2 separate regions of the Mus musculus genome follow, and region 2 is linked to region 1. The links are chromatin contacts, found by Hi-C in ENCODE. All regions are on one chromosome and are shown on one strand. The core of a region is the stretch at or near the end of the contact, and the rest is flanking DNA. Distances in the headings are between cores, read along the strand shown. Region 1 holds the start of Rspo3 (R-spondin 3). Region 2 has its middle 120 kb from the start of Gm46219.

Region 1 (7,445 bases), core at 2,417-4,916:
AAGATGCAGAGGCAGGACTTGCCATGGTGCCCAGATTTCTAAGCCTGTACCTTAAAAGTAAAAACCCTATAATCCAGCAAAATATCCTAAGGTGTTACAATGAATACTGCTGGGTATTTAGTTAAATGATGCCATGAGAGAAATTAGTTTTGAAATAAAAACACACCAGACAATGTTCAACACGGTTTTATAAATGTCCCATAACTTCATAGAGAAGGAAAAACATTCTTAACTGTTGACAGACAGTCCTCTGTCTATCTATTCAAGATTTCCATTTTCTTATTTTGTTAATGCGAATCACTTCTTACATTGGTCTAGTAATCCTATCTTTGTGTAAAAGGGTGGTTAGACTCCATCTACTAATTTCAATGGCTTTTAAATAATCTATCTGCTCCATGCTCCTGAGATGGTTTCTGACTACATTAGTAACACAGACTTTGCCAGCAGTACCCTGTTTGATTTACTCACTCACATGCATCCAGATCCGGGCAACTGGCGAACAGAGCATTTTCTGAATCTGCATATTAGCTCTATGGCATAGTGACTGATGTCAGTTCCAACTTTGCCAAACATCTCTCATCACTACAAGCTGTACCCCATTCCAAAGTCTTAAGTCTGCTCTCTCTTTTTCTGGAGCAAGCTCCCTTCCACATATTTGCTATATGGATTCAACAATGTGACAATCATGTTTGTTCCTTAAAGTGCTCCTGCTGCAGTGGATAAAAATAACTTCTTACTGTTGCCTTTGCCTGGTTGAGGGAGGCAGTGTGGAAAGATGAGAAATTGCAGCCACATTTTGGATATGTTTATCTCTCCATGTTTATCCAAACCCACACTATTCTTTTACCCTGAGTCTCCAACTCTTAATCCTAGCATGATGTGACAAATGTAAAATCATAAGAAAATTTCCAACTTTGCGCTACACCCGTGGCTTCTAAGTTGTTTTAGTATGGCGGTTCAGTGAGGCACTGTCAGCTTCTATGAACATTATTTTAATCTTTGCTGAATTGGAAAACTAGGTGCTTTATTGCACAAAATAGTCTATGGCATGCCTTCTGTAAGCTTCTGGAACAGTTGAGGGAATGTAAGACACAGACAGGCAAGTAAACACACATTTAATACTAAGGTAACATGGACCAAAACGGGGGAAAAAAAAAGGAGTTATTCTAAAGAAGGGTGTCAAGAAAGAAAGAATGTTCTCCCAATTTATTTAATGTTTTCCTTATGTTTCCTCTGAATGGTGCTTGTTCCTTGACAAGCTTTTCCTGCCCACTGCATCTAACACTTCTTTTCTGGGATGGATCAAGAACCTTAGCTGCTCAGTGGGTTTGTTTATTTACTTACCCTGCCATTCCTGTTCTCATCCTAAAGAACATATGTCTGCAGAGCACACGGGGAGAAGAGAAGTGGGTGTCCGTCATTGTGCTCATTTCCCTGAACTGTTCCACCAAATTGCTTTTTTATATGCCTTTTGCAATCTCATCCTATCCAGCTCAAGTAGCCTGGATTAGAAAGGCTGTCTCTGGAGTCCTTTTCAAAGGGAACCTCCCATAGCTTTTAAGCCCCCCACAGTTGATGATGCCGATATTCTGTATCTGAGGTATTAAACAAGAAGGAACAAAAAGCTGATGGGGACAGGCACAAAGAAATACAGTGGTTTTTTCACCAGATAGTCATTGTTGGAATTGGGTGGGCATCTGCAACTTCCCTAGTTCAGAGTGATAAATTGTCATTTATCAGTAGACTGTGTGTTCTCTCCTCCATCTCTCTCTCTCTCTCTCTCTCTTCTCTCTCTCTCTCTCTCTCTCTCTCTCTCTCTCTTTTCCTGTGTGTGTGTGTGTCTGTCTGTCTGTCTCTCTCTCTCTGGGTATGTGTGTGTGTTTGTGTGGGTATGCACCCTTGTGCATCTCATGCAGCTCCTGCTACTGTCCAGAAGTTTTATTCCAGAAAAAGAATCTGTGTGTAAATGGGAATTCTTAAAACCAAGTAAGACAAATCATACTCTGAAAGGGTCACTGCTTTCTTCATACTTAGAGAATAGTATGCCTGTTTTCAAACTTCCAGTAAAAGTAGGCAAAACATTTAATAATGACTTAGCAACAAAAGGCCAGCATCTCAGATTCTGTGTTTTAAAGCTTTGCAAAGAAAAACTATTCGAGGTCTCCTGACTTTTGTATCCAGGCCATTCCATCTCAGCCCCAATCTTGGGCTACATAACAGGCTCCAGAGACCTGGAACCTGGGGTGCTTTTCAATGAGACAGGCAGGAGCTGTGGCATTTGCTTCTCCTCTAACTTATCAACGCATACATTGAAGGCACTCCTGCAAATCTCAGTTGGTTTCAAAGTGGCCTGCCTGTAATCCAATGCTGCATAAAGCTTTAGCATTACAAAAGAATCCTTCAGAATACTCATCAGCACCCTTAGGACAGGTTTACATTAAAAATGCTTTGAGGCTTGTGACCTCCAACAAAACAATTCAGTAACTATAAGTGTCTGTGCTACAGAAGAAGAGGTAGGATGCCCAACAGCGGAAGTCATCCCAGGGCCTGGTCTTTTCCCTGGTAGTGGTTTAACCTGAGAACCTGATTCTCTCTCTCTCTCTCTCTCTCTCTCTCTCTCTCTCTCTCTCTCTACTGCCAAGAGCCCTCTACTCCCACTCCCCTTGCTCTGGAAACAGAAGCAAGAAATGGAAATGGACCTTTACTCATTATCACCAAATGGAGACAATCTTTCCACATAGTATTCTCAGTCCCCCAGATGAGAAACCAGAATGTACAACAGATCCTCTCAACAGCATAAGAAGATGAGAGAGAGAGAGAGAGAGAGAGAGAGAGAGAGAGAGAGAGAGAGAGATTAACACTCTTTAACAGTGACTACTTAGGGAAGTGCCTGAGGGAGGGGGGATCTTGCAGAGCAAAGGCTGGGCTTGGAAGAAAGCCACAGTACAATTGCTTTTCCATCCAGGTTACCCAGAGAGCTCACACCTCTGGGTCCTCCCCTTAGGATCAGGTAAAGCACCTTCAAGTTGAAGGGTAAACTCCCACCTAAGCCCCTTGAGACCACACAACACAACCACAGCTACTTTCCCTGGAAAAAGGGGGGGGAGGGAGTTGGGGGGGAGGGGAGGGTTAAAGCAACAGAGAGACACTGAGAAAGGCTAAGAGTTGAGAGGGCATCTGTATCCAGAAATCCCAAGAAATTAGGAACAAGAGAGTCGAGTGGTGAACTTCCCAAGAGCAGTTGCTGGAGTGAGGCAGGGTCTCTGAAGAACTGAAGGACATGGCCACTACTATGTGGTTAGATCTGCCAGAGGCCAAGGACAACAGAAGCATTGGGTCTGGGGTATTTGGTACAGCTGGGACAGAAACCACCAAACCCCAGTGCGCCCACCTTGCCGGGTTCAAATTGTCCCTCCCCCAACCCTGCTCCCGTTCTCCCGCCGTCTTTGCTGAGTCCAGAGATGCTCCGCCACAGACCCGGGACCCCTTAGGCGCCTCTTCCCGTCCATCTGCCAAATCGCAACGCCTGTACTTTTCCAGCTCCCTCTTTCCCTCTTGAAATTGAAAGTTATTGAGGTCGCTCCGGGTTGTTGCTCCTCCCCGTCCCCGAGCTCCCCCCGCCCCCCGCAGCCATCCCGTCTCCCCCTCCCTCCTCCTCCTTCCCTATGGGGTGCTCCTAGCCCGGCCCAACACTGGAGCGGCTCCTGCTCAGAACGCCAGAAGCAGCTCGGGTCTCTCCAGCGCCCCTTGACCATGGCTGCGGTACCCACGGCGTCCGCTTCCCTGCGCTCCCGGGGTCCCTGCCACAGCCGCAGCCGCTGCAGCCTCTGAGCCCCAGGGGCCACTGCTCGCCTGGATTCCGCCCGCAGCCGCCGCTGCTGTGCAACCGAGGCTAACCTGCGGCCAGCCAGGAGGCTCCTGCAACCTTCGCTCGCGGCGATGACAGCCACCCCAGAGCAGCCGGCTGTGTTCGGACAATTTGAGAATGCAATTGTTGGTTTCCCGGTCCACCCGTCCCGCTTCGCTTGCCATCACAGCACGCCTGTTGGATCTCAGTGGAGAAGTCCCGCTGCTCTGGTTTTTCTACTCTTCGTATAGACTCGCCTAACACCTACATACATATTTTTCTTTAAAAAAAAACATTAAATATAACTAACAGTGAAAAGAAAAAGGAGAGAAAAAAGGGAAACATTACAGGGTTACTATGCACTTGCGACTGATTTCTTGTTTTTTTATCATTTTGAACTTTATGGAATACATTGGCAGCCAAAACGCCTCCCGAGGAAGGCGCCAGCGAAGAAGTAAGTTTGGGGTTTTCTTTTTTTTTGGGGGGGGGAGTGGGAGAGGAGGGGGTATTGTTGTTGTTTGTTTTTGTTGTTGTTGTTTTGGTTTTGCTTTGCGTTATGTCTTTGCTCCCTTCCACCACATTCACCTGTCAGCTGGTTTTGCCTGCCCAGACCCAGCTGCTGGAGGAAACAGTCTTTTCAACCTACACCCTATGCCTCCCACAGGAGATAGCAACTCGGGGCACTGGCTCTTCTACTCCAGTACACAAACCAGTACTGGAGTCGGTGCACCCGGTGCTAGTCTGCCCCCCCCCCCCCCCCCCCCCCCCTGTAAATCAGGATCTGGAAATCTTTCTTTCTTTCCTAGATTCGCTGTAGGGATTTGTGCTTTCCTTTGAGGCTCCGACGGAGGCCTAGAGCCCCAGGCAGTTGGGTCTCCCTGCCTTTGGGTTGTTTGATAATGGCAGGCAAGGAGACTGGGATCATCCCAAATTCCCGCCTGGCTCCGGGAACCTTGGCTGCCCCTCCCCCTAGGTTGTTTTATGGTAGTCTAGTCAATCAACCTGGGGCGGGCCCAAGGGACAGTGAGCAAGCTCCCGCGCTGCAGCTTCCCACGAAGCGCACGAGTGGAGTGGCGCTGAGGCGCCAGGGCTTCCACGACTGTCTGCTGAGTTGCCCCATGTCCCATCCTCTGGGGTTGGAAGTCAGAGGAACTCCAGAGGTTCCGAACTTCAGTCACTTTCACGCCTTGCCTGTCCCCACGTGAATGCTCTGGCCACCTCAGACTCTTTAAAGGGGGTCCCCTGAGACAGGCGCATACTGAGAGTCGGGTTCCCCCAGCACATCTCCTCTCTGCTCTTCAGTCTATTACACAGGAGAGTATTATGTCCTGGCTGTGTGAAACTGTGCCTTTGCTGGAATTAAATGGATGCCTCAGGGCAGCCTCCACCTAAATTGGTGCAAGGCATGCCCGCATCTTTCAGAGATTCGGGAACAGATGTAAGGGTGGTTTCTCTTTTTGTTCCCGGGTGGCCCAGCACGCTGTTGTCAGTGCCCGCAAAGGTTGTCCTTTCGAAGAGCTAAGGACAACCCTGACTCTACCGAGGGCTCTTGGCCCCCCTGGGGTAGTTACTAAGGAAAACTAACAGAAAAAAACCAGTAAAGCAATTGCTTTGGTAGCTTGGATCTGGGGGGTTGTTCAGCCCATGACCTTGTCTGGTTCCCAGATGAGATCTCTTTCCCAAGTGTCCAGCCCACAAAACCCTTGAGGCAGGGATGTTGGTAGCTCTTAGGACACAGGACCACTTGTGTGGGGTGGAAATTTAGCAATCTCCTCTCTCCACTGTTTGTCTCTGTCCTGGCCCAGGACGTGAGGGTCCCCTGAAAGCTCCCTTTGTACCTCTAGCCCAAGCCAGACAAAGTTTGATTCACCTGAAAATTGCCTTTAAAAATCGTGGCTGGGCGGGAATACCAGAAGCTTGGAGTCCGAGTTGGCCCTATTGCCTCTAGGATCGCTTCTCAGCGCAGGAGAGCCTAAACTAAACATGTCAGGGCATCCGATTTATTATTCTTGGCCTCTGAGTGGTTTGTATTCTTTGGAACCCTCCCACCCACTCTATCGCTCAGGCCCTGCTGCTGCGGTATACTGAAGCGGCAGCCTGGGGGGCCACATCGCCACTCCTGGCCAGCTTGGTCCGCTGGGCACTGAGTTTCGGGGCCAGTGAGGAAAGCGAAGCTAGGAAGAACACGGCTGTTTGCCCCGCATAGCTCATGCCAATAGGCTTATCCCAGTCTACTCCATTCTGTAGTGTCCCGGACCCCGGAGCTACACACTTGCCGGGGTGGGGCAGGGTCCTGTGTCTCAGCATCACTGGTACCTGAGTTTTTGGTTGGGTGCGGGGGCTTCTGTTTCTGAAAGAAATAAAAGAAAGCAAAGAAAGTTTGTTATGCGTTCGTTCCCATCTCTACACCCCAAAGGACCAGAGTGGGGAAACTCAGAATGCGCACATCTGGGCTGGAACTAGGGCGATGATTTGTGAAGTCTAAAAGAGACTGCTTTTCTCTCTTCCTGTATCATCTCAAAGCCAAGTCAAAGGCGCCCTCTCGTTGTGTTGCGGGGTTAAGAAACAAAATAAATGGAATTGAGCTGGAATTTCAGTGATTCTATGGTAATGGGTCTGGAAAAGAGGTCTCTCCTGCTGCACTCTTGGTGCGGCTGCTCTTGAGTCGGCTTTTGCGGCTCGGTTGCTCCTGCAATCTTGGGAGAGGGGCGACCCCTTGCGTCCTCCGAGAAGACAGAAGAAAGATTTGGCAGGCGCAGCATAGCTTTTTGCAGTAAGGATCCTTGTTAAATGTCCAGAAACTTGAAATTAATGCAGCAGGTTTATAAAATCACCTGGACCGTGTTTTTAAAAACTACCTGAATAAAAATCTCCTTAATAGTAACTGGGACTATTTTTATAATGAATAATAAGGCAGTAGTCAAATTATTTTAAAACTGGCCAGACATTTCTCTTTTTCCACCATAAGGAAACTTAAGAGAGCAATTGGGAGTATCACGTTTGCTTTGTAGTAATAGCGTCATTTTCTTAAAGGTTTAGAAACATCACTAATGAGAGAGGTAGAAAATTAAGGTTAAAAATAAAAGACTCCTAAAGTCTTTTTTTCTTTTTAATGTGGTCTCTTAAATATCTTAGTACCAAAGGTCCTTACTAGCAAAGATTGTCATTTACGGTGTTAAACATGTTCAGATATAAAGCGTCATGTGAATATTCTTGTGTTTCTCTACAATAATCAATATTCTATTGATCTTCACAAACCAATGATCCTAATTATTACAGTCTACGATTTTCTCTATAAAATATGCAATGCTTTAAAACAGAAGTCTTATACTTTTTAAAATGTCTCTGTAGTTATGGTGCATAAACACATGATTGTACTGATTTTGATTGATATACAGTACCTAGAGATGACAAAATAAATTTCTTCAAGATAAAAACGTAAAGAAAGCATTTACTCACTCCAGAAAGTCATCATTCAGCAAGATTTTTAGCAGCAAGCTCTAGCTTTGGACACTGGACATTAATTTACAAAGCCTAAACTCTTTCTTTGATCTCATTTCCAGCTCAGCCTTTGAAGTTTTGTAAAGGCAACCTTTGA
Region 2 (7,251 bases), core at 1,425-3,924, 290 kb before region 1:
GATGGGTCAGCCAATCAAATTCTTATTGGGTACAAAGAGTTTCTAAGCCAATTGTTACTTTTGAAATGCAGTGAGTAGATCATTTCCTTTTCACCTCAATCTGTTCTCCTCTTATTTCTCCAATGTTTTCTGCCAGGCCAGAGATTTCTTTCATATTTTTCATTTTCTCTTATAACTTTGGTACTTCATTTACTAGGGCCCATGCCTTGGCCCCAGCAGAGGAGGGTGATCTCAGAAGGCTGAGAGCTTGAAGAGATTATGAGGAAGGAGGCATGGATAAAGCTCCTTTTATTTACCAGTACACAAGCCACTCAGAGGTAGATACACAGGCCTACAGACAGACGCACACAGGCAGGCTGGCAGAGGCAAAAGACTAAGGCTTTCTGACCTCAAGGTCATATTTATATACAAAACCCAAACAAAATGTGGCTTTCTGCAAGAGATGATTATGTAAGGGATGAAATCACGGTTTACTTTTGGGTTCCCTAGACATCTGGTGTCAGCCATTTTGCACTGATTCATAGCCTACCAGATGTCACTGCTAGGCATCTTGCCTTATATTGGGTATCCATATCAGTGCCATGTTGTATAAACATAAATTGCCCCTCAGGGCTCTCTATCTCATATACTTTTTTCTTTTTATTGGATATTTTCTTTATTTACATTTCAAATGTTATCCCCTTTCCCAATTTCTCATCCCCCTTCCCCTGCTTCTATGAGGGTGCTCCCCCCAACCACCCACCAACTCCTGCCTCCCTGCCCTGGCATTCCCCTACACTGGGGAATCTAGCCTTCACAGGAGTAAGGGCATGTCCTCCTGTTGATGCCTCTGCTATATATATGGCTGGAGCCATGTGTCCCTCCATGTGTACTCTTTGGTTGGTGGTTTAGTCCCTGGGAGTTCTGGAGGATCTGATTGGTTGATATTGTTGTTCTTCCTATGGGGTTGCAAACCCCTTCAGCTCCTTCAGTCCTTTCTCTAACTCCTCCATTGGGGACCCTGTGCTCAGTCCAATGGTTGGCTGCATCTATTTCATACATTTAGCTAATTAATTAAAACTCCATTCATTCTTTCCCTCTTTGTGCTTTTTTTTCGAGGGGGGGGGCACTTACCCTTACATTAAAAATGCTCTTCAAAGCTAACATTGATAAATATCATAAATACATCAGCAATGTTCACTGTACTGGTTAATGAAACAACAGGAAGCTTTAATTGTGTCTAAAAACAGACACTGAGGCTCTTTCTCTCTCCAGCAGCACCTATAGTGGTTTTTGATCCTTTTCAAGAAGTGGAACTTCTCATTTGTCATTTCCAGTTCCAGTTCCAGTATTAATGTCTTTCACAGGGAGATGAGACAGGTAAACCACTGAGCATCTTTATTGATATAACATGGTTATACTACAGGAAGTAATTACAATTTGTTCTGCTTTTTATGGTGCAATATAAATCTCACATTGTTGAGAAAAGCACCTAAAACTATTTGAAGTCATCAGGGAGGCTACTGTGGCTATTAAGCTTGGTTTCCTGGTTTCAGTGACACTTACTTAGTGATAACAGTTTGTTATGGACTAGAAACAGCCGCTGGGGAAAGCTGAATGTTATTTGAAAGCTTCCCTGGAGAAATTTTGTTGTATGAAAGAATTATAAATTGATATACACTGTTTAAACTTTGATATCTTAATAAACTCTTCCTAATGAATAGTACACTAAATTTTCTAATACTTTTGGCTAAACATAATAGGACATGGTGTTGGGCTGGTTAACTTTTTATTCTCTCTAAATGGTAATTTAGGAAATGAGCTGTAAGCTCTCGGTGCACAAGTGTACCATAAAAATCCCATTGACTGAAATGCAAGCACAGTGGATCTGTCTGCCATGTGCCTGCCTGTCATGGCCTCTCAAGAGGTGTCACTTAATAGCATTCCTAAAATCACCTTGAACCACTAATAAGAAGAGAAAATGAAAAAGGGGGTAAAACCAGTTCCCCACTTAACAAATCAATGGGCATTTTTGTCTAGAGCCAAGTCAGAATTGAGAAATGCAATAACATAATATATTTTGGTCTTCTTCCAGAATCAGTGAGAGTCCTGCCAAAAAGCGAGAAACAGTATATCTGAAATGTTTGAAAGGCAGGAGACGTGCCAATCCTCATCCGAAAGGTTACTTGAGACAGGAATAGGGAGTTCCTGAATGATTGGCAGGACTTGCTGCCGTTATCAATTAACAGTTAGAAAGCTCACTTGATATGCCTGGTTATTTTACCCAGTACCAGAAAGGCAGCATTTCTCCATGGCAGAAGATAGTTACAGTTTATATAATATAAGCAACCAAAGAGTAGGCCTAAATGCAGTAAGAAGGGAGGAATTTGCTTGACAACAGTCATTGGCAACAAGACTAGGCCACGAGTGATGTGCCAATCATCCCATAATTTGATCATTTATCAATATCTTTCCTGCTAGTCAAAGAACACCTACAAGGAGTACTGGCTAGTGCTTATCAACCACTGTATAGCTCACAGAAACATAACATTTGGATAGTAATAGTTCTGCTCAATAGGCATGCAATGATTTGTGTAATGCCTCAACAAGCTAGTCTGGTTTGTTTTCCTTTAAACATAAATTCTTTGAGGCTCTACATGACTACAGAAGGAGAACAACTAGGGACAGTTCCAAAAAAAGATTGTACAATGTGTTCCTTTGCCCACTTCTGCTGCCTTTTATGTGACTATGGGGCCTGGTAGGACTGAAGACAGGAAAGTAATTATAAAGCTGCATCAAACCAAATATGTTTTACCTTTTTTTCCTCTCCTACATTATTGCTGAGACAAAAATCTGATAGCACAATGTTTTAATTTGAGAAAGAACTTTCTATTCTTCCTAATAGATAGATGTTTGCTTTGAGGGTACACTAATTCCTTCAAGTAACTGGAATATTCATTTTTGGATCATGGTGAAACATATGGCCCATAATAATGGACATACCCCTTACATTAGAACATATTGCACTTGACATGTATTCAAGGATTATAGACTGTTATGTTTCAGGGCTACAGTTTAGCATTATTTTAGAAACTGGTCTTTCTCTTTCTCCTGTTCTTCCTTTTCTTTTTTTAAAATGTGTGTTAATGTCTCCTTGTTGTTCATAAACCACGAGTGATCCATGACATAGATTTTCAGTGGTAAACCAAACTCTCCCTTTCATAGATAACTTGATATAAAACCGATTGAATGAAATGTTAATTTGAGGTAAATTGAATTGAAGATTTTATTAATGCCTTAGAAGATCTGGAAGTACTTTTAGAAAAATCTAGTTAACGTTCTTTAATTGAAGAGAGAAATTTTCAGATCCAGAGAGATTAAATCAAACTCTAGGGCTGTAGAGATAGCCTAGCACTTAAGAGCACTTATGGTTCCTGCTGAGGATTGGTGTATAATTCCCCACACCCATGTCAGGCAGCTCCCAACTTCTTGGAGCTCCAGCTGCAGGGGATTCAATGTCTTCTTCTGGATTTGGAGCGTGTGTGTGTGTGCGCGCACTCTCTCTCTCTCTCTCTCTCTCTCTCTCTCACACACACACACACACAAATAAAAATAAATAAAAAATCTTTAAAAGTAAAATTTTCAACTAAAATTGTAAATAAGGTGCACATATTTAGCTATGCTAACAGGAGATCCATTAAAAAGAACATTGAAGAATACACAAGGAATAAACTAAACAAGCAAAATGTTTAAGAAAGTAGAAGGCAGAGTGATAACAAGGTTAATAGATTTAGAAAAAGAAAACAGCAGCAGCACTGTTAGTGGTGGAAATGCAGATAAGCTGGATTTATACATGCAATGTCCTCAAAGCTGAAGTCTCAGAGGCGTCAGGGACTCCTGGTATAGAGGCACAGAAATGGAGATACAAAAAGAAGTACAGCTCCAATTCCAAAATGATTCATATGCTGAAAAAAATGAAATTAATGAGCATTTAAAATAGAAAACTGGGATACGAGCCTAGAAATCTGGCTTACCATTCTGTGTTTTATTTATTATGTGAACATTAACATGCTCTCTCTCTCTCTCTCTCTCTCTCTCTCTCTCTCTCTCTCTCTCTCTATGTGTGTGTGTGTGTGTGTGTGTGTGTGTGTGTGTGTGTGTGTGTGTGTGTGTAAGATAGTCAGAGACAGAGAGACAGAGAGAGAAAGACAGAGAGACAGAGAGACAGAGACAAAGATGGACAGAGGCATACACAAAGATATTCTTTTTTTTTTTTCCATTTTTTATTAGGTATTTCGCTCATTTACATTTGCAATGCTATACCAAAAGTCCCCCATAGCCACCCACCCCCTCTCCCCTACCCACCCACTCCCCTTTTATGGCCCTGGCGTTCCCCTGTACTGGGGCATATAAAGTTTGCGTGTCCAATGGGCCTCTCTTTCCAGTGATGGCCGGCTAGGCCATCTTTTGATGCATATGCAGCTAGAGTCAAGAGCTCCGGGGTACTGGTTAGTTCATAATGTTGTTCCACCTATAGGGTTGCAGATCCCTTTAGCTCCTTGGCTACTTTCTCTAGCTCCTCCATTGGGGGCCCTGTGATCCATCCAATAGCTGACTGTGAGCATCCACTTCTGTGTTTGCTAGGCCCCGGCATAGTCTAAAAAAAACTAAACTAAAGATTGTCAGTAAACATCTAGTTGCTAATTCTTAGAGCTCTTCTTTACTCCTTTTCATTTTAACTAGGAGACTATCTTAAAATATTTGATTGAACATATATTTAAACATATTTTACCTTTGTATTTTTAAAAGATGAATTTTTAATTATGGTTATGACATTGGGTAAAAGTAAAAAAAGTATTGTTTACATTTTATTTTCAAACATCATTACTTATTTTGTGTAAAATTATGCTCACCTTTGACCTTAAGTCAAACGTAGTTATATCTTATGCCACCGGATCAGTAGGTAACTAACTAATTGTTATCTTTTATGTCTTTGATGATAATCAAAGATCAACTTATATAAAAATGAACATAAATCTGCCTACTAACTTAAAGAAATAGTATTACATCCCAGTGGACATGTGCCCAGGACTGGCTTTTCTATTAAAGTGTCATATGAAGTGACCAACCTGTCCTTGTGTACTTGGGGCATTACCCACTTAGGATCAGAAAGCTCTACATCAAAAGAAATCCCTCAGCTCTTAACAAGCAAGTGTTTCTCTGACCCCGAGAACAAGCTGTCACATGAGGACCTGTAAACCAATTCTGTGGGGAAAAGCAACACAGTTTCACAAAACCCCAAATATTGATATTCCACAATATTAAAAAAACAGTTTATTCTTTAATTTTATATTTGCAGTTTGTAAGCAGCCATCAGAAACAGAGGTGCCAAAAATCCTTATAAAAGACCATCCTTCTGTGGTTCTAAGCCAGGGCCAGTAAAAAGCCAAAAATTTCCAGGCCAATTCTGAGGACTTAAAAGGTTCCGATAGTTCGGATAAGCTTTGGACAAGCGGCCAAATTCTGGAAGCATATCTGAACTTGCTCCAAATCCCAAACCTTTTGAGGTTTACTTCTTCTTAGTCCAAAGTCATTGCAAGAGCTGACAGCCCCTTCACAACTTTACATGAACAATAATGAGTCTGAGATTATTGGAGGCGCCAAGTCACGCCATCCCTTCATTGTTTGGATAATAAAGTTCAGAAGTACTGAGGGTAATCTTGGAGAGAGACAGAGACCAACTTTTACTTATCTTTTTTGGTGTTCACTTCCTTTTTAGCTAATTAAACCTTCGTTCTTCACAGGAAATAAAATTTTGCAACCTCCATAATAGTTTGGCTTCATAATACTGTATATATCTTTTCCCAGTTTGTCTGGAAAAACAGGAAGAGAGAGGTGCCAGCGTGAGGACCCAGAACAGCAAGTTATCTTTTTAAATTAGCAGATTTTTCTTTGCATATGGCCAAAGATAGCTGTGCCACTGGGTCAACAAGAGTGCTTACCCTGGATCGCTGTCTGGAGCATTAGGGAGATGGCAGGGGAAGAGGCCTAGAGATAAATGGGGCTAATTTTTAAGCACTGCGGGTCAGTGGTTCTGATAGTTTCTTAGAAGCTACTTTATATGGTCATGTATAACCCTCCCAACAGGCTGAGTCAAGTCTGATGCAGAAGGAGGCAAACAAGAAAAGAAATCCATTTACAAGCTTGAAGCACGTTCAAGACAGTGACGGTTGTTCATATCCTACCATCTTTGTGGGGACTCTGGACCATACTCTATGTAACTCCCAACTTTCTCTTGCCTATTCATTGAAGACCAGTAAGCAAAGAACACTAAGGACCATCCATCCATATAGTCACACAGCTATTATGAATTCTACTTTAAAACCATCTGAGGAAATCTTTTCCCTAATGAATTTCTAAAGGAAGATAAAAGAGTGGAAAGGAAAGAAAGCTACATAGGAGATACACACAATTAACACATTTTGATTTACCACTTGGAATTTTACATATGGAATCTAATAACAATGAATATTCATACAGAATAACCAACTGTCAAGCAATGTGCTAATTAAGCAGATTTAGTGGGAGAAAGGGGTGGAAATAAATATGCTAAAATGAAAAGGGAACTCAGCTAAGATAAATGTGTGTCTTTATTTCCATGTTTTCTGTTTTGAAAAACACTGTAATTCCCAAGTTCCCCAGGGGTTACAATATATAATAATGTAGATTTTGCTGTATGTTGTATCTATGCTTACAAACAATGACAACTCACAACACTTAGAAATCTTGTGTGATAAGCAAATTTGAGAAAAGTTTTAAGTCAGATCACTGTCAATTAAAAAACAGAATGTTATTCAAAGAAACTTAGGAAAATTAAATACCCTTTAGATGACGTGTCTAAATCCTTTCTGCTTTTTCAATGATGACAATGATACAAAAATAGGTTTTTGCATTTTTGATGTTAAATGTGAAAATCTAGTGTTTGGAGTATTGAGGTTCTTTTCTCTCTAATTACAAGCATTTGTAGCATGAATAAATTAGATAATATAGTTTTGATTCTAGAAGCAATTCTAGCCGCCCTACCTTACTTCACAGACGTGATGCAGCTTCTGTGAATGGCAGTGAGGGCATAAAGGGAAGGTAGGTAACTCAAGCAAAGGATTTTCCATTTCTGCAATGAACAATGGTCAAAGGATAAAAGGGGAGAGTGGTAAATGGTATCTTATATTGGTGGGGTTTGCCCCAAACAATGTGATGGAGAACCACCCACTG

What was found. Hi-C counts contacts between places; a loop is a spot of excess contacts on that map.
Region 2: a loop to region 1 is called in a map of left cerebral cortex, with 5 times the contacts of the local background. The contact joins the enhancer-like site here to the promoter of Rspo3 in region 1. A Hi-C loop is called at or near these places in 3 of 37 maps with a recorded cell type or tissue (left cerebral cortex and mouse trophoblast stem cell).

The regions. Positions count from the first base shown.
Region 1 is chr10:29,532,088-29,539,532 of GRCm38, reverse strand. It overlaps Rspo3 (R-spondin 3), which reads left to right and starts at 3,666. Exons shown (of 5, transcript NM_028351.3): 1 at 3,666-4,301. The coding sequence starts at 4,205.
Region 2 is chr10:29,820,044-29,827,294 of GRCm38, reverse strand. No RefSeq gene overlaps it. Among named protein-coding and RNA genes, the nearest start is that of Gm46219, 120 kb to the right of the region's middle. Within about 2 kb of position 2,674, at least 1 of the 3 ENCODE cell types and tissues checked has a DNase peak (open chromatin) inside an H3K27ac peak, as active enhancers do; it is left cerebral cortex, where a contact is called at or near this core.